2 separate regions of the Homo sapiens genome follow, and region 1 is linked to region 2. Evidence: chromatin loops called from intact Hi-C (ENCODE). Cell type or tissue: heart left ventricle. All regions are shown on one strand. Links, peaks and the distances in the headings refer to the core of each region. The heading gives the core; the rest is flanking DNA. Region 1 holds the start of AKAIN1 (A-kinase anchor inhibitor 1). Region 2 overlaps LINC00667 (long intergenic non-protein coding RNA 667).

Region 1 (8,654 bases), core at 131-8,130, 48 kb after region 2:
ACTTGGAGAAATCTGAGAGTTATAGCTCTAATCTCCCTATGGTGATTTCTTTAGGGTCTCCAATTTAATGTTTATATATCACATACATTTTTATTCTATTTTATAATGTACCCATGCTCACTTTTTAATTAAAAATTTTCCCAAATTTCCAAGTAAAATCACTGGTTCCACAGGAAACTTTTTCCTCCTGTGCCTTCTCATTCATTCAGCACCCTGTTAAGCATCTGGTGGATGCCCCAAATTTGTTTACTATCTTGCTTCCTATCACTATTCCCATAATTGACCAGATATGACAGTGCTAAAAGTCAGAATGGGGTACATGGTGGTGGTAGCTGACTCTCTGACAAATGGCTGTCTTCAAATGCAGTGGACTGTTTGAGTAGAAAGTGAGTCATTCTGAGTGGAGGTGTTAAAACAGAGAGCAAAATATTATTGAGAACCTCATTGTGGGGTAAGACTGGATAAATGGTCTATCAAAGAGAATCTTGTTCTTATCCTAGTAGAATAAGAGGAGGCTTTCATTTTCCTATCAGGCATTCTATTGTTAAATTGATCATTTATATTAAGATGTAAAGACATAAGAAAAAATCTAAGGCCTTGGCAGTGGCTCACACTTGTAATCCCAGCACTTTGGGAAGCTGAGGCAGGTGGATGGCTTGAGCTCAGAAGTTCAAGACCATCCTGGGAAACATGGCAAAAGCCTGTCTCTAAAAAATGCAAAAATTAGCTGGGCATGGTGGTGTGCACTTGTAGTCTCAGCTACTTGGGAGGCTGAGGTGGGAGGATCTCTTGAGCCTAGGAGGCGGAGGTTGCAGTGAGCCGAGATGGCACTGCTGCACTCTAGCCTGGGCAACAGAATGAGACCTTGTCTCAAAAAAAAAAAAAAAAAAAAAATCTAGTAGCATTATTGGGGTGTTTCAATAAAGCTAACAGAATAATAACCCAAGTAGTAGTAAACATTGGAGATAGTATTGTTGACTGTAACATTTACTGGTGAAATAAATGAAACTGTAAAATAGAAAAATCACTGAAGTACCTCGGTTTTATTGGAAATAAAACAATGGTTCTGACTAAAATATATGCACACGAAAATTGGATTGGGAATATATTGTCCTCTGGCTAGTGATGTTGGGTAGAAAAAAATGAAGAGGTGATTGGAGGATGAAGGGCAGAAAACAGCTGAGGATGGAGGTGAGAAGAGTTGTTTTTTTTTTCTCTGTTCTTGACCTGTTGAGCTGGATTCTTACTACCTCCTATTGCTAATCAAATAGCCCAAGGAGCCCCAGACCATTTTCAGGCATTCTTTCTTTCTACTACCATCTTGGCTACTGTTTATCTTGGTAGTCTATGGGAATCCATCTGGGTTCCTTCTTTGTTTAAAACTCAAAAAGATAAGCTCTGAGGTTGGGAAAGATACAAGTAATTTCCTTCTGTTTAAAAGCTGATGCCTCTAATACCTTGCTAACCAAGTTTACTCCATAGACCAGCAGCATGGACATTACCACGGAACTTGTTGGAAATTCAGAATCTCGGGACCTAACTGCTTGTATTAGTTTGTTTTCATGCTGCTGATAAAGACATACCCGAAACTGGGAACAAAATAAGGTTTAATTGGACTGACAGTTCCATGTGGCTGGGGAGGCCTCAGAATCATGGCTAGAGGCAAAAGGCTCGTCTTACATGGCAGTGGCAAGGGAAAATGAGAGAGAAGCAAAAGCGGAAACCTCTGATACTGATAAACCATCATATCTCGTGAGACTTATTTACTATCACGAGATTAGCATGGGAAAGACCGGCCCCCATGATTCAATTGATTCGTACTGGGTTCCTCCCACAACATGTGGGAATTCTGGGAGATACAATTCAAGTTGAGATTTCATGGGGACACAGCCAAACCATATCACTGCTGAATCATAACCTTTTTTTTAAAACAAGATCTCCATAGGATTCTTACGCACATTAATGTTTGAGAAGCACTGGTCTAACATATTTTGTTTGCTTTCCCATAGGGTGTACTCTACTCCCAGGGTGCCAGTGATTTCCTGGAATGAGTTTAATTGAGGCTGTGCTCTCTCTTAATTAATCTGTTAATCCATCTCACAGCTAATCCTTACAACAAACCTTCAAGATACCTTAATCCTTATATTGCAGATGAGACAGGACAGGTTAAGTAACTTATTTAAGGTCATGCATCTAGTAAATGATGAGGATGTGGTACCTGGGTCTCAGTCTGATTCTCAAGTCTTTTGTTGTTGTTTTTCCTATACTATATTGCTTTTCCTTGAACTTAATCATGGGTAACTGTTTATGTATTGGGAGATGAAAGCCCATTTAAACATAAGGGCTGTAAAAGACAGCCCTTTTGAGTGTGTTACAAGAAAAACACCTTTCATTCCAAAATTATTTTAAATACTGTTTTACACTTCCCGTGGGATGAAGAAAAGAAGACAGAGTGAAGCATCATTGGAGAAACTTGGCAAAATGGGAGAACTCTATCCTGTCATGCACACGCTTTATCCTGCCCATCAGCTGACTTTCATCTTGCTGCTGCTGGGGTAGGCCCCATATGTTCAAGCCTGTGTTGAGCCAGGTGCTAACAGCAGTACTGATTGTATTATGTTGAGGCTGCCCATATGCCTTCATGCAAACTGTAGTTCAAAAGCTGTAAAACTATTTGCATTTTCAGTCTATCGGATGGCTTTAAAAAAAAAACAGTGCCAATCAGTCTATTTGGATGCTTTATATTTGCCAAAAGACTGTAGAACTTATTGCCATCAACCAATTATCAGGAAATACTTAATTTTCAGAATAGTTACATTTTCCAGGGATAGTTGCAAGTGAAGAAACCCCATAAAACACTGGAGATGACCTTGATTACCTTTGTTCTTGGAAAACCTTATTTAGCTGGAAAAATAGGGGAGAGGCTGGAGGATTCTGGGTGGCTTTAGCTTTGGGTTTGTAACCCACATGGACCTGTTTCAAGCTGGGTGACATCTAGTGTGGGCTGTTCACACTGCACAGACATTATTAGGGAATAGATACCTAAAGTGAGCAATGATTAGGAGGATGAAGTGAGCATAAGGCAGTCCCAGTACCTTTAAGGTAGAACTGGGTGTATGAGCGGGGCATGCAGACAGTTTTCAGCTGGGTGAGGATAGGGGAAGAACTGATGTTTCTTGATTGATCTCAGGGCTGTTCTCACACTTGCAGGGGGCTCTGTTGGCTCTTCCTTGTGAAGGGTGTATGCGTTATCTTTCCTGTGCCCTGGCCGGCCTTGCTTTTTCTAAAGTGATGACCTTGAGGACCTTCAAGCTTAGGAGCTTTCAGAGCCGGATTTGCCACCTGGGAGCGGAACCTGATAGTAGCGCCCTCCTCGAGCGCTCCATAGTCACTGTGTCCTTCCTCTTGCTCTCTTCCTGACGTTAGCAGAGGACTGGGACTCGCGAGAGAGGACTCACGGACCTCCAGGACCTATTAACTTGACAGACCCGCCCCTCTATTCGAGCCAGCCCAACTCGGAGAACTCAGAGTCATCCTCGAGAGTAAAGAAAGCTCTTAGAGTTTTTTTTTTTTGACAAATCTATCTTAAATGTCAGTCCAATATCCACGGCGACGAGCCACAGCAGGTAATTAAAAGCAATTCACTGTCCCCTGCCGGGAAGTTTACCTTTCTCTCTCTTGCTCTTCCGACCTTCGTCGCGTGAAAGCGGTGGAAGTGCTTTGCTCCCTAAGCAGCAGTGTACGTCGCCGAGCTGGCACAGGAATGAGGGATGGACTGAGCGGGGATTCACCCTCCTCCTCCCGCCGCCGCTGTGGCCGCATTGTGGAGGCAGAGCGCGCGGCGGCGGCTGGAGCTGCGGCCCCAGGATCTAGCGGCGGGAGCTGTCCGGGGTGCTGACCGCCCCGCCCGCCGCCCGCCCAGCGCGCCCTCCTGCACCGGACCCCGCCAAGTCCGGCCTTCTTCCCATCCTCCGTCTGCCTGTCTTTCTCTCTTAATCTGGGGGCGTAGCGGCTGGAAGAAATCATGGTGTTCGCTCCAGGTACACCGCACCTTGCTTTTTCACCAAGTGTCTAGGAGGGGAGCAGGGTAGAGGACGGAGAGGAGAGGGAAAAAAGGCCTCTTTACCTTACGGCCCATCTGCGCGTTTCGGAGTTACTGTCTGTGCTCATGGGGCGGAGGAGTGCCTCGGCGCGTCGCCTTCGCCCCTCTCCCCAGTCCCGCCCCATCTGTCCTCTAACAATCTCCAGCCCTTCCTCGCCCTCGTCCCGCTGCTTCTCTTCCCATCTGGCTCCTCCACACCCCTTCCGAGCTCAGGAGCCTTAAGAACTGGGACTTTCGCCAGCAGCACCGGCACCTACACGGGCAAGAGAGTGGAGAGGTGGGGCAAAGAGTAGTGGGCTTCGGGCTACTTGCGTGGGAATCTCCCTCACTGCTACTTCCCCCTCCGCAGAATTGGCAAAGTGACCCGGGTCCTCCTGGCCTCCCGAGGAGAAGGAGGCGAAGTGGGCGAAGCCAAGGGGAGTAGGACGAAGGGCAGAGGAGCGATACTTCTTAAGGAATTAGACCTGAAACTCCGACCGGAGGCTGCAGCACAGAGGCAGCTACTGCGGCGCCGCTGGAGGTTGCCGTGTCTTTTTGGAGCAGGCGGTGAAGGACCTTGGTCCCTTTGCTGCTCTCCGTGGCTACTAGTTGGCGAAGAGTCAGATTTGTCTGCGGTTGACCGGCTTGGCGGCGTGTGCGTGCGTGCGCATTTGAGTCCGCCCCACTGGAGCAAGGGAGGCCAGGCTAATCGAGGAAGCGGGGAAAAGCGTGGTCGTTGTGAACGTCCGACGCTGTCTCTAGGGGTAGATCCAAAGTATTTCTCTCTCACGCATTTTAGGGTCTGATTTCGTTAAAGACTGCTGTGGAAAACAGGGAGTGGGGAAGGCTGGAGGGGCCTAGAACTCTCTAGCTTTGTTCCTGGGGTCTTTAACTTGAAAGATTGGCATGTATTTGCTGTGGTCATGGGCTTCAGATGGCTGGGGAGAAAAGGCGTAATGCATTTTTTTTTAAAGGGAAGAATTGAGTCTTTTCTTCAAAAAATTCAATTAGCAAAACTTGAGAAGAGCAAGTCAGTCCCCTCCCCCTCCCCCTCAGAATGCTAGCTGGGGAGGGAGGGATGAGTTTCTGTAGGCTCTGGCTTTACCACAGGCAGTGGTTCTTAGAGGAACGCCTTAAAGGAATGCCCAGGAGCTCTTCCCATGCCCATCCTAAATAACTCAAGGGAGGAAATTGTTCCATATAGCAAAGGACATTCAATCAACACTGGAGCAAGGAAGTTGGAAAACAGCTCTTTGCTGCATTTATACAGCACTTAACACTTTACAAAGCAGTTTCATGCTGCTATCTCATTTGATCTCCTAATTACCCTGAGAGTTAAGGAATATCATTCCTACTCTACCATCCCCAGGGAGGCTGGTTCCAGATAATCTTGCTAGTCTCTAATGGAGTTTTCTGACCTCGAATTCTGTCTTTTTCTCCCACAACCTTTCTTCCTGACAAAATATCTCACTGGCTCCAGGGGTAGATGATTTTTGGTCCAAGGTCAGATGTAGCCAGAGACTCAGCATATCCTTTCCATTCCAAGGAGGGGAGGGATATGGTGTTGTACAAGAGTTAGGGTTGTTGCGTGATGTTAACTAGGCATTTTCTAAAAGCAAGATCGTGAGTGATGGCCACTGTAATGAACAGTGGGGAATTTCTGGAGTAGACTGGCTTGGTTTAAAGAGCCCACAATTTGGACAGGACTTTACTTTTCCATTTTACTTTCAAGTTTTGTATTAGTGTTTTGTTCTGTGTGGAAAGTAGAAGTTATTCATAACTGTCAGAGATGGCGTGAATTGACCTGGATAGGATAGATACAGAAACGTCTGGGGAAACTTTTTTTTTCATCACTTCTTCAATTTTGGGGTTCTCTTGAAAAATCATAAGCATTTGGGACAATAAGAACAGGATGCTAAAAATACTGTGTCAACTTACCTTCTCATCTATGGATCATTTGTTTTCTAATTCGTATAGTGATGTGTATTATTCTGAAAGAAAAGCAGAACAATGAATTGCTTTTGAACTCCGCCAGATTTTCAGCACTGCAACCTCATTTCTTGCCTATTGCTTTTCTAAATCTCTATAATAATCTGGGAATCCAGATGTTTTGTACTAGTTAAAGGAAATACACTCCCACCCCTTTCTTTCAAGCTAACCTAACACTCAGAAAGGGAAGAAACAGGGTCATGTGCTAAGATCACTCCAAAATTATTAAAAGGGTGTTATATAAGCCAAGATGAATATAACAATAAATTAACAAGGAGCTATTCATAAAATTGGGTCAGTGGGTACTGTGCCCTTCAAAACACATTGTAGCTTTTTTGGATTTTAGCACAGGAGGGCAAGAACCCTGAGGTACAGTTCTGAACTTGCCTCAGCTAACTGGTCTCCCTTTGAATGATTCTCCTGGCTCTTTACCTTAAAGGCAAAGGTGAAGAGTGACAGATATTTGTAGAACAAGTTCTAGTCCAGAAGTACAATGGAATGAGGGGGAATTAGAATGAGACTTTATTAACCCTATTTAGGATTTAGTCTTATATGCCATAACATATTCTTACATTTTTTTGTTTCAGTTAGTCTATAGATTGTAAAGAATACAGCTTAAATTGGACAGGGTATTTGGGTTGTTTTTCAGTTTGCATGAGGCAGACAGTTCAATTCTATTTTTTCCTCTTTCTCTTATTATTAATAGACTATAATTTAGGAGGGTTTTAATTTTGTGCATGCCAGTTTTCAAACCCCTTGAAGGTAAGGGGCATGACTACTAATTTTTTAAGGAGTTAATTACTTGAAGCCCATCATTTATTTATGCTTCTGTCTAAAGGAACTATACGAAATTATTAACAGTTAAATGAGGTATAAAGTATACATATATATTAATTTCTGTGTAAGTACCATATATACCTAAATAGAAGTTAAACTAAGCTAGGCTACATGACTTAGGCTAAAGACTAAAATGAGGCCTCTTGCTTCCTTTTCCTAAATTGCTTTATTCCTCCTCCTCCCACCCCCATAAACTGAACGTAGAAAATTTCAAAAGCAATATGAGAAAGCTAAGAAGCATACTACCAGGGCCAAAGGAAAGGGGGTGACACAACCAATATGGAGAAATATATTTGTCCCATAATACTAAACTGATCCAGGTTATTTAGGCTGTGGCTATAGCAATATCTTACATTCAGGAGGAAAAACATTTCTGGGAGGAGTTCTGTACTTCTAATACAGTGCTCTTGGTTTTGTGGGGAAATATCAAGGAATTATTACTAATTTGTAGGCAAAGTCAATGAGGAACAAGGAAGAAAGACCACTGACCATTGGTATTAAAGGTGACAAAGTACACAAGAGAATGTCAGGATATTTCTTGGCCTAATTCCAGGAAGAGAAAGAGGGAATGTTCACAAATTCAAATGCCTTTTCAGTACCATGGTTTCACCCAAAGAATTCCAGACTCTGAACAATCAGGTTTCTTTTCCTAAATTCCTTCTTCCTTGAGGAAGAGCTAAGAAGAAACAGAGTGTGAGGTGGAAAGTGAGGGCAGAAGTTACCTTATCCCTGGGCCATTCCCCACTTTCTTTCATGATTAATATATAATTCAGGGATTAGTCTATCTTTCTTGTGGATAGGCCTAATATATACTTGATTTGCTTGGATTGCCTTCAAGTCAGGTGAATTGCCAACATAAAAATATTTCTTTTCTTGCATAAAAATTAGGCAAGGTATGATAACAAGGATTTCATGGAGGAATAAAAATGGTGTAATTGTAAGCAAAAAGACAGCCAGTCTCTTGACATCTAAGCTTCATCTGAAAAATATTTCGCACCAATATTTCTAGAAAGAATTTCCAAATACATATAAGAAAGTATTTATTGCAAGGTATTTATAACTTTTATTCATTTATATAAACCTCTTAACAAATTCCTGACACATTGATAAATAAACAAATTATATATCTGACTGTCATAACTGTGAGGTTTACAATGTGCCAACACAAAAAAATTCTTTTCTGTTAGCATAGTCTTTCAACTTCTATTTATGTATTATTTTAAAAATTAACATACAGAAAAATTGGCTTTTTTGGCATAGAGTTATATGAGTTTCAACATATGTATAGATTCATGTAATGACCACAAAACAGTTTCATTGCACTTAGTTTTTCTCTTGTGCTACCCCTTTGTAGTCAAACCGTTCCCCCTTCCCCCTCACCCCACCAATCTCTGGTGACCACTGATCTCTTTCCTATCCCCATGGATTTGCCTTTTCAGACTGTTGTATAAATGAAACCATACCAAGTTTTAGACCACTGGGAGTGCTTCAACCCCATACCGTAGATAGAATGGCTTACAAATCATAGAAATTTATTTCTCACAGTTCTGGAGGCTGGAATTCCAAGTCCAAGATGTTGGCAGATTCGATGTGTGGAGAGGGCCCACTTTCTCATAGACAGCACCTTCTGTAACCCCAATACTTTGGGATGCCAAGGCAGGAGAATTGTTTGAGGCCAGGGAAATTTTAGAACATAGTCCTTGTCTCTACCAAAGAAAAGAAAAAGAAAGAAAGAAAGAAAGAAAGA
Region 2 (8,654 bases), core at 257-8,256:
ATTTTTGGCTACCCGGACATCTATGAGCACTGTTTTCCTATGTAGGGTGCTGTGTGTGCTCACTATATGGAAGTTGGCTTTCCTCAGAGCTGATGATCCAAGAAAAGCCAGGAACACATTTGCAGAGTAGACATTTACTCTTTCTCCAAGGCAGAAAACTTCAAGATCTTCCTGAATTCCTGCTCCATGTTCAGGATCTCTTAATCATATGCAGTCCCTTCCTTGGGGTCATGTGTACCTTCTTGTGGTCTGCCAGCAGATACATTGAAAAACATATATGGATATGGAAACAGGACACCACCGTAAAAACTATTTGAGAAAGGGGAGGAGAAACTGGTAGTGGTCACTGGTCCATATCAATGATCAGATACCTCTGAGCAGAAAGTACAAGCTCCCTCCCCTAGTAAAGGAGGGTATTCTTTGCTTAGCTATTTGGTAGTCCTCAGTTAAGCTCTTGCCCATTGTATTTTGTGGTTCTTATCTCTGCTTTCTAGGACGTGCATTATATTACATGGCTGCATGAGAAGGGGCCATGGGGCAGAAGCCCCTCTGTGGTGGTTGCCATTGCAGAAGCTCTCTTCCTGCTAGGGTGAATATGGGGACCCAGAAACTGTTTTAGGAGCTTGATGGTCACAGGCCAGGATTGAAATTTCTTTTGAAGAACAATTTCCTTAAAATTTAGTAATCTTCTGGTATATTTGCTTTCAGTTAGTTCCACGTATGTTAGTAGCCAGAGATCGTAATGTCTAGACGATTTCTAAGCCTGAGACATTTTAGTGTGATGTACTTCTTGGGAGAAAAGCTGAGTGTTGGGAGAGACGCGGAGGCAGGACTTGCATGTCTGACATAATGTAAAAGAGTCTCGGAACATGTCTGGGGTCCAGGGTCTAAAACCCCTTGTGGCCTCTGGAACACCAAGCTCTGTGCTAAAGGGTGGAAGGCTGCCCTGACACACCATAATCTAAGCCCAGGGCATAAAACCTCTCGTGGCTTGGATAGAATCCAGGGCTCGTGGCTTCTGGAATGTGTCTAGACTCGCTGGCTCCTTGCTCCTTGCTCTCCCAGGATTGACTGTATCTTGAGTTAAAAGAACCTGCTCTCCACTATCCCAAGTAGTAGAGCATATGCTAAACCATTGCAGCTATAAATCATAATGCGATGCAAATCATAACGTAATGTAAATCATAATGTGCTTAATGCAACGCTCCCTTTCAACCCCACATTCTCACCACCTGTTTCTTTGTTTGAGCACCACCAATAAATAGTCTGGGCTTCCAGAGTTCAGGGCCTTCGCAGCCTCCATACTTAGTGTTGGCTCCCGGGACTCACTTTCTCTCTCAAACTGTCTTTTCTCATTCCTTTGACTACGCCGGACTTCGTCACCCCTATGACTCGGTGTTGGGTCTGATCACCCCAACAGTACTGGCATCTAGGCTCTGCCTATTCTTCCCTATACCAAGCTCAAACACCCTATCCCCCCAAGAAGTGTTGGCTATCTTGAGACATTTAAAAATAATAGGCAAAAATCACAATCTGATCTTTGTCAATGCACTAGGTTCTACTGACTGACAGTTGCTTAATGGAAAGTATTTGAGAAAGACTAGGGGCCTAGGGTACTTTAATTGGATTAATGACCCAAATTTTTGCCCCTCTCTCTAACTATACTCTTTGCCCTAGCATATTGCAGCGTCCTCCTACTCTTGGGGGAACCTTCTGCCCAGTAGCATACTGGTTAAATGTTTCTTAAAAAATACTTTATACATTATGTTATAAATTTTACTGAAAATATGTGTAGCACACATTGACAAATAAGAAAATATGCAATAATCTTTTCTGTAAGTTCTATATAGCCAACTCTTACTGAATGCTTTATTTGACTTTCACTAAATTTTCTTATCCATAGCCAATCTACAGTTGTAGTTCATGAGCAAGTGTAGTTCTGACATGAATGTTAATTGATATTCTCATTGTCAGTAAGAGGAAAGTAAAACAATAAAGAGGTAGCTGAAACTGCAGTTGTTTGTAAATGAGGTGACAACTTTGCAGAATTAGATAATAGTTTTCAAAGAACATTTCCTCAATTATTTTTTGTATTTGCAATGTAACGGCCGCAGACACAACACGCTTTTAAATTTAATCTGCATTAATGTTTTCTCTACCACTTTCTTAAGCCAGACAATTAACAAAACAAATCAACAAGCAACACTTCATTTGTAGCTTCTATCAATTTCTGTGGTATAAACACTCCAACAGTGGCTGATTTCAAGCTACTGGTTTGACACAACTGAAACATGAAGTAGTGTTTCCACCAGATACACTAGAAACAAACACCTTAAGAGGACAGACAATAGTAAAATATAATAAAATAACTAGAAAGTCATGAGTTTTGAGTACCTATTATCTTTGTTTTAATGTAAATTATTTAATTACAAGTACATAAATTAAACAACAGCTGTGTTAACAATCAGCTTGCCAAATTTCTGAAAATTAAACGGTAGACCCATGGGCTGGTATGAGTTGCCTCCTAACACCACAGGTTCTGCCCGCCCTTTCACCTTAGGCTTGGAAAAGTGGTTGCATATTATTCTTTCTTGCTTGCTCTTATGCTGTAAACATGGCAACATTTCTGGGCTGGCCAGCTGAAGGATAAGGCAGTGGAGGAGAACTGAGTAGTCCACCTGTCTCAGCCAAGACAATCCTAGACTAGTAAAGCAGCTGATCCTAGACATGTGTGAGATCCCAGCCAAGATAAGAAGAGCTAGACCCTGCAGCTGACTGGGTACAGGTGAGCCCAGCCAAGACCAATAGAAATGTTCACCCAACCCACAGATTCATGAGCTAAACAAATGTTTAATTTTTTGAAATCACTGGGTTGTAGGGTGTGTACATGTGTGTATATACACACACATATATTTATATACACATATACACACACACACATACATATACACATATATGCTATATATGATGGTTAATACAGAGTTATAGTTTCATCCCATAAGATTACCTCCTTGCAGTCACTGCTGGTAACTACTTCAGGGGTATACGAGCACTTGTATTCTTTACTCTTTCAAAGCTCAAATACAGGACCTAGTCAAACTAGACTGCAGGCCACAGACAGAGTACTTCCTTAGTACGGCTGTGTTTCCTTCCAATTGTAACTGTAGACTTGCTTAATCTAGCCTGTTTGTCCTTCTTTTAAGATTGGCAAGAAGGGGTTAGAAAACATGAACATTTTGGATTTTCCTTACCATTTTCCCCAATCCTACATTCTCATCATTTGCCTCCCAAGACACAGCACATGAAAATGTGATCCATTGTTTTGCCATCACCTAATAAAGACCAACAGCTTTCTAGCCTCAACAAAGCCTGCAGCACCTACTGCTTGACTGTCTTCAACAAACCAATGCCACATTTAAAATGTTTAAACATTAACCTTCCCAGTCCCAGGTATGATGCTTTGTGTTACTTGTGGTATCTATCTCTCTCTCTCTCTGTCAATCACACACACACACACACAGCCTACAGGTAGGTAGTCCAGGGCTGGTATTGTCATTCCACATCTAGAATCCAGCTTTCAGGTCCACCCTTCCTGGGGAGTGACTCTCATCTTCATAATCTAAAATGGCTGCTAGGGTGTTAGCCATCACATTTGCATTCCAGGCAGAAAAATGAAGAAAGGAAAAAGAAGGCAAAGGGCAATGTTCTTACTGTCTTTAATAGTTTCCTAACACTGCCACAGAAGATATCTGCTTATATCTCACTGTCTAAAGTTCAGTCACATGGCCACAATCTCAAGGAAGGCTGGGGTACTTTAATCTTTATTGAGGGCAGTCATGTGCCCAGCTAAAACCAGGGGTTCTATTACTAAGAAAGATACAGCTGCCCCCCACCCCAAAACAATTCAATAAAAATACAAATAAACAATAGTGTAGTAACTATTTTCATAGCATTTACACATTCATTATTATAAGTAATGTAGAGATGATTTAAAGTATATGGAAGATGTGCAAAGGTTATATGCAAATACTGTAATATTTTATATAAATGACTTGAGCACCTGCAGATTTTGGTATCCCTGAGAGTTCCTGGAACCAATCCCCTTCAGATACCAACGAATAACTGTACATGTTTGGTAGAGAACTAGTTGTCTCTACCTAGTCTCCATTCTGGTCACTTCTTTAGTTTCCTAATTTCAGAGTAAGGCCAGTCTCCTTCTGTGATGGTTAATTTTGTGTCAACTTGAGTGAACCAAGGGATGCCCAGATACCTGGTAAAACATTATTTCCACGTGTGTTGGTGAGGGTGTTTCTGGAAGTCATTGACATTTCTACTGGTAGACTGAGTAAAGAAGATCCACCCTCACTAATGTGGATGGGCATCAGTCCATTCAGTGCCCCATATGAAACAAAAAGGCAGAGGAAGGACAAAATCAGCCTCTCTGCTTGTTCTGGGACATCTATTTTCTCCTGCTCTTGGATATCAGTACACTTGCTTCTCTGGCCATTGGACTTGACTGAATTACACCTCCAGCTTTCCTGATTCTCCAGCTTGCAGATGGCAGATCGTGGGTCTTCTCAGCCTCCGTAATCATATGAGCCAATTCCTACAATAAACCTCTCTGTCTCTCTCATTCTGTTTCTCTGGCAAACTCCAATATTCCCTCCTAGGGACAGGAATTTTATCACTCTGATGCCTTATGGCTACTATTCATGGACGTTTCTTATAGCTTTGATTTTCTTGCAGTGTATATCCCAGGTAAATACCTTTCTCTGCTATTGGAGTCCCCTTTCCTCCCCTTATTCTTGTTAACTTTTGGCTTGGATTACATTTTATATGAACTAGGCCTTACCAAAAAATTTTTAAAATGTCTGTCAGTGAGGAAAGGATAGGTCCAGTGTATAACTTAAAAGACGCTATGAGGCAGAGTTCTGTTTTTGTTTTTGTTTTTTTTTTCTTGAGACAGAGTCTCGCTCCATCATCCAGGCTGGAATGCATTGGCACCAACTTGTTTCACTGCAACTTCTGCCTCCCAGGTTCAAGCGATTCTCTTGCCTCAGCCTCCCGAGTAGCTGGGATTGCAGGTGTGTTCCACCATGCCCGGCTAATTTTGGTATTTTTAGTAGAGATGGGGTTTCTGCCATGTTGGCCAGGCTGGTCTTGAACTCCTGGCCTCATGTGATCTGCCCACCTTGGCCTCTCAAAGTGCTGGAATGACAGGTGTGAGCCACTGCACCCAATCAGAATTCTTTTTTATTTTGATAGCTTTGACTGCTTTGATAGTTCTCCATCAAGGAAACTGTTCAAAATGAAAAACAGAACATGTCTTATAGGAGGACTCTCTAAGTCCAATATTAGTGAAGACGATAAGGACAATTTCTTCCTAGAAATAATATATTTCTATCTTCAGCACAAGAGGAATTAATTCCACAGCACTAATAGAAACTGTTAATAGTGTAAATTACAAACAATACAACAAAAATGAAAGCAAAACACACTCCACAGAAGTATGTCAGAAATAAAAAAAAGAAATTCCTTAAACCCTCAAGCCAGCATGCTTGATACAAATTTATACTTTTTTTTTTTTTTTTGAGATGGAGTTTTGCTCTTGTTGCCCAGGCTAGAGAGCAATGGTGCAATCTCGGCTGACTGCAACCTCCGTCTCCGGGGTTCAAGCAATTCTTCTGCTTCAGCCTCCTGAACAGCTGGGATTACAGGCGTGCGCCATCATGCCCAGCTAATTTTGTATTTTTAGTAGAGATGGGTTTATACATTTTTAAAGAATGGACAATGATGCAGATGATTTGTGAGCATTTTGATGAGAAAGTGGTGATTAGAAGGATACAGCATAAATTTAATTGTAAACATGCTTATCTAGCTAACCTAATCTGTTTCTGTAGAATTACTGGCATGGGAGATTGGATAGATGCCTAACCTATCTCAATTTTAAGTAATGTGAGCAAGTCTTTAAGGTATACATAATGATAAAATGGAGAAACATGACCAGATGATGATGGTCATGTAGGTAATTAGATGGATTTGTAGGTGGTTGAAATTGTATCTAAGCATAGCAATCTGGCCTCTGTCTACTCTCCAACAGAATCAATAATCATTCCACATCCCTCTGCTCCAACCATACTGAATTATTTGCAGTTCTCTAAAAACATCATATTCTTAAACCCCAGGGCTTTTGCACATACTATTCCTTTGCCTGAAGCAATGTTTTCTTGCTCCTTTACCTCATTCTTACTCATTCTTTGGATATCAGCTTAAATTTCGTAAGTTGAAAATGCACTTAATACACCTACCCTACTGAACATTAGAGCTTAGTCTAACCTACCTTCAACATGTTCAGAACACTTACATTAGCCTACAGTTAGTTGGGCAAAATTATATAACACAAAGCCTATAATAAAGAATAAGATATTGAATATCTTATATTCAATATGTAATTTCTTGAATATTATACTGAAAGTGAAAAGCAATGGTTTTGCACCATCATGAAGTAAAAAATTCATGTCATGCACTTTCTATAGTACTCAAGAGAACTTGGCAGCACCATTTGTCACACAGAGTTCACCCTAAATTCACCTGGTAATTTTGGTGACCCTCTGCTAGTTAGTTGCTTTTGTCCAAGGGAAAAATAAATTTCTTGTATCTTTATGACAGAAGATAGCTTTGTAATGGAGCAAGGTGCCTAATAAAGTTAGGCTCTTATGTTTCCAGGAAGCTGAAAGATAGGGGTACTATTTTTCTCAATGATTAAATTTCAGTGAGATAGCTCCCAGGTCCTTGAGGAATTCACATTCTTAGGTTGTAAAATTGGCAAAAGCCTAATTTAGTTTTTGGAAAGATTTACAGGCATTTCAAAGAGGCACAGAAAAAGCTTACAATTAAGTTTCCTAAAGTAAATGACCAAAGAAAAGGATGTGGAGGGTAAAAGTCTCTCTCTCTCCTTTGCACCAGGCAGAATTAAATAGTTTTATTTCTAATTTGTACTCACCCTTACACCAACAGTGTGAGCATCGCCTAGGAATTTTTGTTAGAGATGCAAATCCTCAGATCCCAATGCAGACTTACTTGATAAGAAACTCTGGGGATAGGGCCCAGGAATTTGAGATTTTACATAAGCTCCCTAGGTGATGCTGAGAATCATTGTAGAGGATTGTTGATAGCAGGCCATGTGCAAAGGATCTGGGGAAGGCAAAGGATTTAATTTTGTTTAAATTAGTGGTTATCTGAGGTTTGCATAAGTAGTTATCTGGTCTGCTAGTATGTTACCTTCAATTAATTGGCAAGAAATTAGGATATCAAAAATAAAGATATTAGATGAGCCTTAGTTTAGCCAAGACAGTCAAACCTCAATAATTTACACAATAGAGAACAAAAACTAAATGATTATTTTTAAACTGTGCTAATTCGGCTCTCAAGTTCATTCTCTAGTTTACGAAGAGTCACCTGATCAAAATCATTTGAAAATCATTTGATTACTAAATCAAGTAAGCCATAAAAGCTAAACCCAAGTGAAACTAGATAATTGTGCAATTTTCTTAGATGGACTCCTTCTTAAGTTCACCTGGCTCTCTACTGGGGACCAAATCTTATATTTCTCAATTATGTATGCAAACTGGAATCACCTGAAAATACGTTTAAAGACAAAAATTGCAGCAGAGAAGCCAGGGAAGGGGTAGAGTGGATTCTTCCAGCACATGAGTTCACATGACTGCTTCCCCTTCTCAACAGGGGCCAGAGCCTGCCAGGACCTCAAAGAGGAGAGCTTCAGAGGCCCAGCTGACATACTAGGCATAGGGGCCAAAGAGTCTACCTTGAGAAAGGTTTTTATATCTCAAATTTGACCCACTCTTGAATGACAGCTCTAAGAAACTGGCTTCTCAGGAAACTGAGACAAACAGCATCTGTGATGCTACCATGCCTTCCTTAGGAAGTCGGCCTGAAGCAAAGCCGGTGGAATCTGATTTCTAGCGACTCCGGGTGTTCGTGTTCCTGTGATAGGGCCTCCCTTATGTGTCCATTGGCCCCATTGTGGATATACTGCAGTTTAGCCAGAAAGACCTGGATGTGGAGGTTAAAGCCACACAAATGGATAAACTGGAATTAAAAAGCATGAGGAGCTTTCCATGAAAAATGCCTGGAGATGGGGAAAATCATGGATGGGATTGTAACCCAGGTGATGGAGGTGTCTCAGAAACAGAGGAAGCTTGCCAAAGCTGAAATCCAGAAGGTTCTGAAAGAAAAAAAAAATCAAGACCAACTTACTAGACGTGAACTCCACGAAAAAAAAATCTCATCTTTTCAAGGGATTTGAGAAGCAGGAAGCTAGTGAAGCCTACTACAAAAATGAATAATGGCTAAAATTATTATGCTAAGCATTACATATTAGGAAGACCAGAGATACCAAGCATTAAAAGCCCACACATAAAAGAAACCCAATCTAGTAAATGAGGAAATTATGCAGGTCCAGAGGAAGACCTGAGTGGATGACTTGGCTCTTCCAGGTGAGCCTGATAAACAGGTATGGATCCGTTCCCTTGAGAGCATTCAGCAGAAAATAAAAGACTAAAGAAAATGATAAACTGATCAGAATCTGTAATTACCTGTTTTCAGAAGTATAAAAACCTAAAATCACTGACCAG

Evidence for each region. A loop is a pair of places that touch in the nucleus more often than their neighbours do. Peaks named below come from ENCODE experiments on the same cell type or tissue, not always from the same donor. Only the 100,000 strongest peaks of a DNase experiment are listed, where the experiment ranks them.
Region 1: it touches region 2 in a loop (2.4-fold over the local background); 6 of 110 quality-filtered maps call a loop at or near these places.

What each region holds. Positions count from the first base shown.
Region 1 is chr18:5,192,424-5,201,077 of GRCh38, reverse strand. It overlaps AKAIN1 (A-kinase anchor inhibitor 1), which reads left to right and starts at 3,821. Exons shown (of 2, transcript NM_001145194.2): 1 at 3,821-4,040. The coding sequence starts at 4,025. In heart left ventricle, for the core only: no CTCF peak of the experiment used is centred there; a DNase peak (open chromatin) is centred at 3,907; H3K27me3 peaks cover 6,465 bases.
Region 2 is chr18:5,240,239-5,248,892 of GRCh38, reverse strand. LINC00667 (long intergenic non-protein coding RNA 667) reads right to left here. Exons shown (of 3, transcript NR_015389.1): 2 at 7,081-7,194; 3 at 2,385-5,299. It also overlaps the pseudogene LOC100422274. Among named protein-coding and RNA genes, the nearest start is that of LINC00667, 6.5 kb to the right of the region's middle. In heart left ventricle, for the core only: no CTCF peak of the experiment used is centred there; no DNase peak of the experiment used is centred there.